2 separate regions of the Mus musculus genome follow, and region 1 is linked to region 2. A link is a contact called in ENCODE Hi-C data. All regions are on one chromosome and are shown on one strand. Each heading gives the region's core, a stretch centred on a gene start or an enhancer-like site at or near the end of the contact. The rest is flanking DNA. Distances are from core to core; before and after follow the strand shown.

Region 1 (5,698 bases), core at 2,374-4,873, 2.4 Mb before region 2:
TAGGGCTATCTCAAGGCACATGCTTGCTTTACTCCCTCTGCTCAGAACAGAGCCTTTTGGCTGCTGAGTAGGCAGGCAGCAGATATGGTAACTGAGTAACTCCGAAGCTGTTTGGGAAGAAAGGGCCATCTGCTTTGGCCCCAGGCTATTCCTTTTCTGGGTCATCTTCCCTGATCACTTGCTCTCTGGGCCTGGAGAGGGCAGCCTGAAGCTGGCCCCAAAGGCTGAGAAGTTAATCAGCTGGAGGAACCCACACTCCTGGACAAACCTCCTGTAGGAAAAAGCCCTGCGGAGTCAGGGTTATCAGAGCATGGGTGAGGTGGCCCTGCAAGCAGGCATCCAGTAGACTTTTCCGGTGGTACCCTACGTATGACCAGGGCCTTTGGCTTGCCCTCATTGAACTCTGAGAGATAGAAATATGTACTAAGGAGGAGGTGGGGCCAGGAATTCCAACTTTGGAGCAGTCCTTGGACCTAGTCCCCGGGGACATTCCAGAGGCCACTTTACCCAGGGAGGGGCCCTGTGAGGCAGAGGGCAGGCTGTTAGCTCAGGGGCCCCTGAGTACAGAGGCATTATGGCTGGATCTTAAAGCACTGGGCGCTCTGTCAGGCCCATCTCAGTTTTCTGAACCTGTAAAAAGGGAGTATGTTTTCTGGAACGTTCCAGGCCCTCCCTCATTCATTTAGTGCCTTACTGACATCCTGCTGTCTGCAGGGACCCGCCCTCTTGGACAGAGCTCCTGCTACTGTGACAGGAAGTTCCCCTCTTCCTCAATTTCTCACTTGAAAATGTGCAGCTTAGGGTCTTCCTGGCCAGCTGGGCTTGAATGTCCCCAGGAGAAGTGACATATGGCTTCTGAGAGGAGGATCAGAGAGTGGGCCTTGAATTAGGTTGTAAATATTCTCTCGTCCCAAGGCTTTTCAGGGAAGGGGACCCTTGTGGGGGGAAGTGCACTAAAGCTACAGGTGTCACCCATGCTCTGGGCCAGGCTGTGGCTGCCAGCTGGGTGCCTGACAGTAACAGTGACAGCTCTTTGTGAGGGCAAAGTTCTCTGGAGAAGGCCAGCTTCACTTCCTCTGCCTTCCCCTTCCTCCACTTCCTCTTTTCCCCACCCCCACCCTGTTCTGTGCTTTCCGTCTCCTGTCTGCACCCCAAACTTAACAGCTGAGGCCCCCTCCACCTCTGCCGGCCTCTCAGGGACCTCTCCTTTGTCAGGGCTGAGGACACCCAGACGATCTCTCATTCATTCCACAGAACAGAGCCCCTCAGTGTGTGTGTGTGTGTGTGTGTGTGTGTTAGTGGAAGGAAGTGGGGGGTGATGGGGCCCCTCAAAGGGCTGGCTTGTTTTATGTTGTCCGGGCTGGGGGAGGTGCTGAGTTATTAAGACTAGCCTGAATAGGCACCATGACTGTCTTCATAAGCACACAGGAAGCTGAGGCAGGAAGAGCAGGAGTTTGAGGCCAGCCTGGGCTACATAGGGAGCCACTGTTTCAAACAAAGAAGCTGGGCATGGTGATATATGCCTGTAATCACAACACTCTCGGGATGTAAAGGCAGAAGGATCAGTTCAAGTCTATACTCCACTACATATCAAATCTGAGAGCAGCCTAGGCTACCTGAGACCCTGTTAAAAACAACCTCCCACCCTCAATTTCCAACAAACCAAGAGAAATCCCCCCCACGCCACCCCCAAGAATGTGAAAGAGAACACTGGAAAATGATCATTGCAGACAAGACAGACCAGAATTGTTTCAGAGGTCGGGTGGGGCTGAGGTGCCTGCCCCTTGACCAGTCCCAGGACTGAGAGGTGACAAAGTGGCAACACAGGTCCTGCCTGGGAATCTGGTCTGCTCTAACCTAGTAAAGCTGTCTGGTGTCACCCAAGAGGCTCCCTCCACATCCTGCACCCCTGATGGCTGATGGCATCTTTCTCCCTTGCACCCCACCAGGGTTCTCCTGGGAATACTCTGGGCTCTCCTTATTGACAGGCAGCATTTGCCCTGCCCCACCCCCACCTGTGACTTGCAGGACTGGCAGGTCCTTGGGCAGCTGGCAAACTGCCTGAGCAACTGAGAAATACAAGGCCAGGGCCAGGGCAGTCCTGTCCCCCGGAGGCAGGGAGGAGACTGCCTGGGAAAGTTCTCTCAGGGTTGGTGACTGCAGAAGACTTTTGTCAAATTTTTTTTTTTTTTTTGGTGGGAAAGATAACTAGGGGTGTGTTTCCAGTTCACAGCATATGCTGGGGTGATGGTCACCTCTTCCAGACAAGGCCTCAGCAACTTCAAAATGCCCTGCCACCAGCCAAGAACAAGGAAGCTGGCCACTGTAGTCCATATATGGATGAAGCCTTCTTTGGTTTCAACACCTACACTTTGTGAGCCAGTGAACACCTACCTATGCATGCACTGAGGCACGGCAGGCCCAGAGCATCTCACCTGAAGCACCCTTCTTGCCTAAATCCAGCTTTCTGTCACACTCTCCCAGAAGGTGCGTGTCCTTCTAAGCTAAGCTGAGGGATCCGGCCCTCAACCCTGACCCCGTGTGTAGCTCTCAGCCAAATAGCTGGCTTGCTAAGTAGAACACTGGTACTTAGGTGAGGGGGACAGGGGCTGCTTCTCTCTGGAGGATTTGGGGCTCCGGTGACCACCAACTTTTCCCTGAGCAGCTTGTCACTCCCAGAATCCCCACGGCTGGCAGATGGACTAGTGCACAACTCAGCTGTGGCTGCACATAATAAATAGAGGATAGATGGTGGGCCCCAGCCCAGCGATGTCTGGCAGTCACCCAGAGACACTAGCTAACGGCCCAGGCTTAGTCTTGCCTGGGTGTGATCAGGCAGTTCTCCAAAAGTGCCTGACTCCATGAGAAGTTTTGTTTGTTCTATTGAGCACAGTTCCTTTCTAGATCCGGGGCAGGGGATATCTGGAGGCATCTTCTTGCAACACCTCCAGTTATTGGACCACTGGGGCTCGCCCTATGCTTGGGATAGGATGGCCTTGAGTCTCTAAGAGGTCAAGATCCATGAAAACCTCTCCAACCAGAGTTCTGCTTCCAAGTTGAACCCCAACACACCTAGCAAATTAGAACCACAGCAGAAGGGGCCCCCCCGGATCTGGCTTTCCGGCTATTGCTAGCAATTGCTAGCAAGGGGGAGTGACTCTCTGTCCATTCAATCCAGGCCCCGCGTGTCCCTCAAACAAGAGGCCACACAAATAGGGTCCGGGCCTCGATGCTGACCCTCATCCACTTAAGTGCTCGATATCCACGTGACATCCACACCCAGAGGGTCCTGGGGTGGTTGGGTGACCCCCAGAATGCAGGCCTAGTAACCGAGACATTGAATGGGGCAGTGTCCACAAGGGCGGAGGCTATTCCTGTACATCTGGGCCTACGGAGCCAGCACCCATCGCCAAAACTCTTCATCCTCTTCCTCAATCTCGCTTTCTCTCTCGCTTTTTTTTTTTTTCTTCTTCTTTTTTTTTTTTTTTTTCAAAAGGAGGGGAGAGGGGGTAAAAAAATGCTGCACTGTGCGGCGAGGCCGGTGAGTGAGCGACGCGGAGCCAATCAGCGCCCGCCGTTCCGAAAGTTGCCTTTTATGGCTCGAGTGGCCGCTGTGGCGTCCTATAAAACCCGGCGGCGCAACGCGCAGCCACTGTCGAGTCGCGTCCACCCGCGAGCACAGCTTCTTTGCAGCTCCTTCGTTGCCGGTCCACACCCGCCACCAGGTAAGCAGGGACGCCGGGCCCAGCGGGCCTTCGCTCTCTCGTGGCTAGTACCTCACTGCAGGGTCCTGAGGATCACTCAGAACGGACACCATGGGCGGGTGGAGGGTGGTGCCGGGCCGCGGAGCGGACACTGGCACAGCCAACTTTACGCCTAGCGTGTAGACTCTTTGCAGCCACATTCCCGCGGTGTAGACACTCGTGGGCCCGCTCCCGCTCGGTGCGTGGGGCTTGGGGACACACTAGGGTCGCGGTGTGGGCATTTGATGAGCCGGTGCGGCTTGCGGGTGTTAAAAGCCGTATTAGGTCCATCTTGAGAGTACACAGTATTGGGAACCAGACGCTACGATCACGCCTCAATGGCCTCTGGGTCTTTGTCCAAACCGGTTTGCCTATTCGGCTTGCCGGGCGGGCGGGCGGGCGGGCGGGCGCGGCAGGGCCGGCTCGGCCGGGTGGGGGCTGGGATGCCACTGCGCGTGCGCTCTCTATCACTGGGCATCGAGGCGCGTGTGCGCTAGGGAGGGAGCTCTTCCTCTCCCCCTCTTCCTAGTTAGCTGCGCGTGCGTATTGAGGCTGGGAGCGCGGCTGCCCGGGGTTGGGCGAGGGCGGGGCCGTTGTCCGGAAGGGGCGGGGTCACAGTGGCACGGGCGCCTTGTTTGCGCTTCCTGCTGGGTGTGGTCGCCTCCCGCGCGCGCACAAGCCGCCCGTCGGCGCAGTGTAGGCGGAGCTTGCGCCCGTTTGGGGAGGGGGCGGAGGTCTGGCTTCCTGCCCTAGGTCCGCCTCCGGGCCAGCGTTTGCCTTTTATGGTAATAATGCGGCCGGTCTGCGCTTCCTTTGTCCCCTGAGCTTGGGCGCGCGCCCCCTGGCGGCTCGAGCCCGCGGCTTGCCGGAAGTGGGCAGGGCGGCAGCGGCTGCTCTTGGCGGCCCCGAGGTGACTATAGCCTTCTTTTGTGTCTTGATAGTTCGCCATGGATGACGATATCGCTGCGCTGGTCGTCGACAACGGCTCCGGCATGTGCAAAGCCGGCTTCGCGGGCGACGATGCTCCCCGGGCTGTATTCCCCTCCATCGTGGGCCGCCCTAGGCACCAGGTAAGTGACCTGTTACTTTGGGAGTGGCAAGCCTGGGGTTTTCTTGGGGATCGATGCCGGTGCTAAGAAGGCTGTTCCCTTCCACAGGGTGTGATGGTGGGAATGGGTCAGAAGGACTCCTATGTGGGTGACGAGGCCCAGAGCAAGAGAGGTATCCTGACCCTGAAGTACCCCATTGAACATGGCATTGTTACCAACTGGGACGACATGGAGAAGATCTGGCACCACACCTTCTACAATGAGCTGCGTGTGGCCCCTGAGGAGCACCCTGTGCTGCTCACCGAGGCCCCCCTGAACCCTAAGGCCAACCGTGAAAAGATGACCCAGGTCAGTATCCCGGGTAACCCTTCTCTTTGGCCAGCTTCTCAGCCACGCCCTTTCTCAATTGTCTTTCTTCTGCCGTTCTCCCATAGGACTCCCTTCTATGAGCTGAGTCTCCCTTGGATCTTTGCAGTTTCTGCTCTTTCCCAGACGAGGTCTTTTTTTCTCTCAATTGCCTTTCTGACTAGGTGTTTAAACCCTACAGTGCTGTGGGTTTAGGTACTAACAATGGCTCGTGTGACAAAGCTAATGAGGCTGGTGATAAGTGGCCTTGGAGTGTGTATTGAGTAGATGCACAGTAGGTCTAAGTGGAGCCCCTGTCCTGAGACTCCCAGCACACTGAACTTAGCTGTGTTCTTGCACTCCTTGCATGTCTCAGATCTATCCATACAGTTTCACCTGCCCTGAGTGTTTCTTGTGGCTTTCTGAACTTGACAACATTATTTATTTTTCTCTACAGATCATGTTTGAGACCTTCAACACCCCAGCCATGTACGTAGCCATCCAGGCTGTGCTGTCCCTGTATGCCTCTGGTCGTACCACAGGCATTGTGATGGACTCCGG
Region 2 (5,513 bases), core at 1,025-3,524:
TGTCACAGATTCTTAGCGTCTACAAACCACACACTTTCCCACGTCTCCTCCACCACCCAGTGCAGTGGGGGTGGGGACCAGCAGGAACCTGGCTGCTGCTCCCAGACTTGCATTGCTTCTTTCTTCTGCCCAGTTCTTACTGAATCGTACAGAGAGCCTCACTGCCCAGAGAAGCCCTGGGGGAACTCTGGCTCTGCACCACCTCCCCTAACCACTGAGCCACACCCACAATGTCATGCACTGCATCTCCCTACACCCCAAGCTTCCCTGCCCTTCCCTCTAGCATCACGAGTTTACCTCTGACAGACCTGGTCCTGGTTCCCATCACACCTCAACTGCAATCTCCAGCAATGGAACCTGGTCTCCAGCAGGGCATAAGGCTCTTCTCAAGCAGAAATCCGTCCTCCCAGAGCTGGGAGAATGGCCGAGTCGGTACAGTGCTTGCCACGCAAGCACACGGACCTCAGTCCAGATCCCCAGAACCAATTAAGTGCTGTGTGCCTGAAACCCTAGGCCAGCCAGCCTTGCCAATTGGTGAGCTCTAGGCCAGTCTGTTTAAGAGCAAGGACATGGCATTCCTGAGGACGACACCCAACGTTATTCTCTGACCTCCAATGCACCTGCATACACACATGGACATGCACACAACTCCTTGCCCGCCCCTCCAGAAACTAGTCTTTCCCCCACAGGCCCCACCCCTCATGAGCACAGCAACTCAACGTCTCCTGAATTAGCTGCTTCCAGTCTTCAATGCTAAGGGTTTCTTTTGTTTGGTTTCTTTGAGACAGGGTTTTATGTAGCCCAGGCTAGACTTCAACTGTAGACCCTCCTGCCTTCACCTCTTGGGGATTACAGGTACGTGCCACCTTTCCTGGCATTCTCTTTGCATACCGCAAACGTCTTTCATACACTTGGCACTCAAGTGGCCCTGAACCAGGACGACCTGAGCTACCCAGGGCCCATGGTTCCCAGCATTCCACCCAATATGGTGGTTTGCCCTTACAGCAGGAAACTGAAGATGCAGACCCACGAAAGCGACATGACAATACGGGTACAAGCAAGCTCAGCCCCAGATCCTAGCAAGGAAATTAAACATGAAGGTACAGGCAGGCCCTTTTGTAATTTTTGTGTTGTTTTGTTTTAAGTCTGAGTCTTACCCTGTAGCCCAGGCTGGCCTGAACCTCACTATGCGGCCCAGGCTGCCCTCAAACTCACAGCAATCTTCTTGCCTAAGCTCACAAGAACTGGCACCACGCTCCACCTTAGGCAACTCGCTCCACCTTAGGCAACTCGCGAAGTTGCAGTATCATACCCAGCACATAGCAGTTTCCCAACAATCTTTTTTCTCTCCTTCACACCCGGAAACAGGGCCCTAACTCATGTTACCTAGGCTGGAGCCACACGGTGCTGTCCCAGCAATGGAAGGCTCACAGCCCCGTTCTCCCCCGAGGGTGACATTCCCACTCAATTCCGGGGCTCCCAGCGCAGCGTGGGATTATAAAATAAATAATTTAAGAAGGGTGCAAACATTACAGCTCTCTGTGCGACAGCTAGGCGGATGTGCGGAAGGAACCCAAGGTCTGCCAGCGATGTCTTCGTGGCCAGAAGCCCAAAGAGAAGATAGGTCCTACTGTTAGCCACTAATGCGCGGCTTCCTGTGGCCCACCAGGCATGAGGCTGCTGCTGGGGGCACCCGCAGCAATGCACAGGGCAGGAGGATGCTCAGTAGACTGGGGTGAGATGTGGGGCCAGTGCTTGCTCGGTACAAAACCTGGCTTCGGAGACAGCCTCCTGCAAGGTCTGGCCGGGACACTGCAGCACAACAGTCTCTGAACAATTGCTTTCTCGCCTGGACACCCAAACAGCCAGAGGCAAAACTGGGAAGGTGTTTTCCCAACCTCCGAGCCAGCCGCTACTACTGCAAAGGAGGTCGGCCAAGTGGCCACACCTTCCTCCACGCATTCTGCAGGGCTGCACAAGAAGATGGCTCAGAGAAGGTGCACGCTTGGCTAAGGTTACACAGCCAGCTGGACAGAACTGGGATTCGAACCCGGGACCACGTGGGAGCTGCCTAAGCCAGGCAGAAGGAGGTACCAATCTGCATCGCCAAACCATGGACCATCGCCCCACCCTAGGACTCGGGACTCCTACGCACCCCTCGCTCTGCTCGAGCCTGCGCTCCTCACCTAGCGCCCGCCACAGTCACCGCCGCTGCTGCTGTTGCTGGTGATGCTGATTCTGCAGCCGAAATCGCCTCCTCCCGCTAGCAGCCCCGCCCGAGGCGCGGCTCCGCCCCCAGGCAGACCTCCCTCCATCCTCTCGCGAGAGCTAACGAGCGGGACTACGCCCGTTCTGGATGCGCTTGCGCACTTCTCCCCGTTCCTGCCCTCGCCAGCCAGTGCCATGTGGCACCTTATTTACGGCCAGAGATTGGTCCCACCCACCATCCCTGAGCGTCCCGCCCCTTTTGCAGCAACCAATCCGGAGTGGGGGCGTGGCTGATCTCAAGGGGCGTTGCCTGTCTCGCAGTTTGAACTTGCAACGTGGGCTGTGCAAGCTGACAATCCTGTCAGAGTTTATGGGGCTTAAGAGAGACCATGCAGGTAAAGCTCTTAGTGAGAGCCAGGCATGGTGCAAGCTGTCACCGCAGCTACTTGGCAGGGGGGAGGGAGGAACGGGAGGGGCTGAGGCAGTAGGATAGGAAGTTCCAGGTTAGCCGTACTTAATGAGAGCCTGTCTCAAAAACAAACAAACAAACAAACAAACAAGGTATGGGGAGAGGATTCAGTGGGTAAATGAGGTGCTCGCCTCACAAAGGTGAGAAACTGTGGTCAGATCCACAGAACCTGTGAACAGCCCATGCTCGTGAGCCAGGCTCCGTGGTGCTTGCCTGTATGGCAAGACCGGGAGGCAGAGAGAGAGTCTGGAGCTTGCTGGCTCCCTAGCCCTCTCTATATGGTGAAGTTTCAGACAAAAGAGAAGCTCTGTCTCAAACAGAAGTTGGAAGGTGCCTGAGGTTGTCCTCTGAGTCCCACATATCACACATGAGGTGCACACATGCACCTGCAAAAGAAAGCTAGCGTGGTGACGCACACTTAACATCCCAGCACTGAGCTGCCTTCCCAAAGCAGGGGACTGGTTCCGAGCCAACGGGCTCTCCCAGTGCCTAGGGTTAGAAGCCTCTTTCTGTAGCAGTATGACACAGAATGGCAGAGGACAGAACCTAGGAAGATTTATTATATTCTGGTGGCAGATGATCCCATCTTACTAACTAGGATTCAAAACCTACAGCTGAGTCCCCTGGGTTGCCATGTGTGCGTGTGACCTGCTCAGGCTGCTCTAACTGTAACACAGACCCAGCCTCAACTATGGACAGCTCTTTTCCTAGGGTTCTGCAGGCCAGATGCCAGGAGTTGAGGTAGCAAGCAGGCTGGTTCTTGCAGAGAGCCCTGCAGGAGCATCTTCCAGCCCTTCTCTTTACCTCCCTTTTGCGTACTTCAGCCCAGATTTCCATTTTCATAAGGGCACAGCCAGACAAGATCAGGACTATCCCATGACCTCATTTCATTACCATTCTCCTGGCTCAGTCTCCAAATAAGGTCATCTCTAAGGCACTAGGAGCTAGAGCACCAACATCTCTTTCCTTTTGGGGCTGGAAGATAGAACACAATTCAATCTATAACTGTAAGTTCGAGGGCTCAGGTGTGGTTCAGGGGGGGTAGAATGCTTGCTCTGCCCTGGGCTCCATCTCTATCAATGTATAAACAAGGCATGATGCCACACATCTGCAACCCCAGCATTCAGGAATTGTAGGCAGTAGGATCAGAAGTTCAAAATCATCTGTGAGCCAGGCGTGGCGGTGCACACCTTTAATCCCAGCACTCGGGAGGCAGAGGCAGGCGGATTTCTGAGTTCGAGGCCAGCCTGGTCTACAAAGTGAGCTCCAGGACAGCAAGGGCTATACAGAGAAACCCTGTCTCGAAAAAACAAAAAACAAAAAACAAAATCATCTGTGGATGTACAGTGAGCTTGAAGATAGCCTGGGCTACATGAGACAATGTCTCCAACAAAACAAATGAACAAACAAAGCATAAATGTTATATACTACATTTTTTTAGACAAGGTCTCTCTATATAGCTGGGGCTGTCCTAGAATTTACGGAGATCCACCTGCCTCTGCCTCCACCATGGCCTCTGCCTGCCTCTGCCTCCCAAGTGTTGGGGTTAAAGGCATGCACCACTATGCCTGGCCAGTAAACCCTATTGCATTTTGTTTAGGCAGGTGTGGTGCTCACTGGTAACTTGGGCAGGGGAGGCAGGATTGCAAGTCTGAGGGCATCCTGGGCTAGCTAGATGTTATTCTCTGTTACATACCTGCTGGGATGGCTCAGGCCTATGTAATCACTGACAACACCAAAGTCGACTGAAGCTTCCGAGCAACCGGGTGGTCTCCATTGCAGGTGGAACTGCAGCAGTGTCGTGCTGCCTCCTTAAGAAGCCACCTGACATGCCATATAAAACATGCCCTTTCCTGGGCTGGGCAGATGGCCCAGTGGGGAAGAATGCTTGCTGAGAAAGCATCAGGACCTGAGACTGAACCCTCCCTACCCTCAGCGACCATGTAAAAGGCTGGGTCCAGCCCCGTGCATGCCTATGTCATCACTGCTGAGGATCGGTGTAGCCTCCCCACCCCCAGCCTGGAACCTGCTGGCTCAGGGGTGGAGTTTCCTGCTCATTCCTTCTGCCACGCCCACTGCTGGACCGTGCCGCTTTGCTGCTTGGAGCCACACACGTGTTCACCCTGCTACTGGACCCCGAGACCAGTTGGCGGGAATCGGGTTCCCTCCCTCTTCCTTTATAACTGAATGTCAGAACTAGTAAAATTGAGCTTTGAACAGGATGAACTTGTCTTGGCTCCGTTTCTTCTTTCTCCCCATCTAGTTCCTCACTTAGCTCGAGTGGCCATCTCAGTCGAACCGTTCACGTTGCGAGCTGCTGGCCGGCCGCAACAGATCGGGAAGAGGCAGACAGGGGAGGCCTGATGCAGCTCGCTGGCCATCAGCCGGATTCCAGCTTCAGATGGAGAGCCCTTTCTCAAAGGACTTAGACAGAGTGTGACAGAGCAGAGTGTGACACTCCAGGCCCTTGCCTGTGTAGGAATGGCCGGCCACGTGCACTTCTGCACAGCACACAGGTGCTGTGCTAGCTTGCTTTCTGTTGCTGGGATAAACAATGACCAAAAGCGGTCTGGCGGCAGAGGAGGAGAGTGTTTCAGCGTACAGGTTACAGTCAGCGTTGGGTACAGGGAGATCAAAGCAGCAGCTTGAAGGCGGGAACTGAAGCAGAACAAGAGAGGAACTAACTGACTGAGCCAGTGGTGACGCCGCCCACAACAGGCTGGACCCTCCCAAGCCTGTCCATCAAGACAATGCCCACTCCCCCCCCCCCCCTATATTGTCACAGGCCAATCTCTCAGTTCAGGTTCCCTTTTCCCAAGTGTGTCTTAGAGTATGT

The links. Hi-C counts contacts between places; a loop is a spot of excess contacts on that map.
Region 1: a map of v-Abl transformed pro-B cells shows a loop between it and region 2 (4-fold over the local background). The contact joins the promoter of Actb here to the promoter of Chst12 in region 2. A Hi-C loop is called at or near these places in 2 of 37 maps with a recorded cell type or tissue (regulatory T cell and v-Abl transformed pro-B cells).

Annotation. Positions count from the first base shown.
Region 1 is chr5:142,904,679-142,910,376 of GRCm38, reverse strand. It overlaps Actb (actin, beta), which reads left to right and starts at 3,623. Exons shown (of 6, transcript NM_007393.5): 1 at 3,623-3,725; 2 at 4,685-4,813; 3 at 4,901-5,140; 4 at 5,595-5,698. The coding sequence starts at 4,691.
Region 2 is chr5:140,502,370-140,507,882 of GRCm38, reverse strand. Chst12 (carbohydrate sulfotransferase 12) reads right to left here and starts at 2,274. Exons shown (of 2, transcript NM_021528.3): 1 at 2,187-2,274. It overlaps Gm38728 (a long non-coding RNA gene), which reads left to right. Exons shown (of 5, transcript XR_001785006.2): 5 at 4,460-4,796.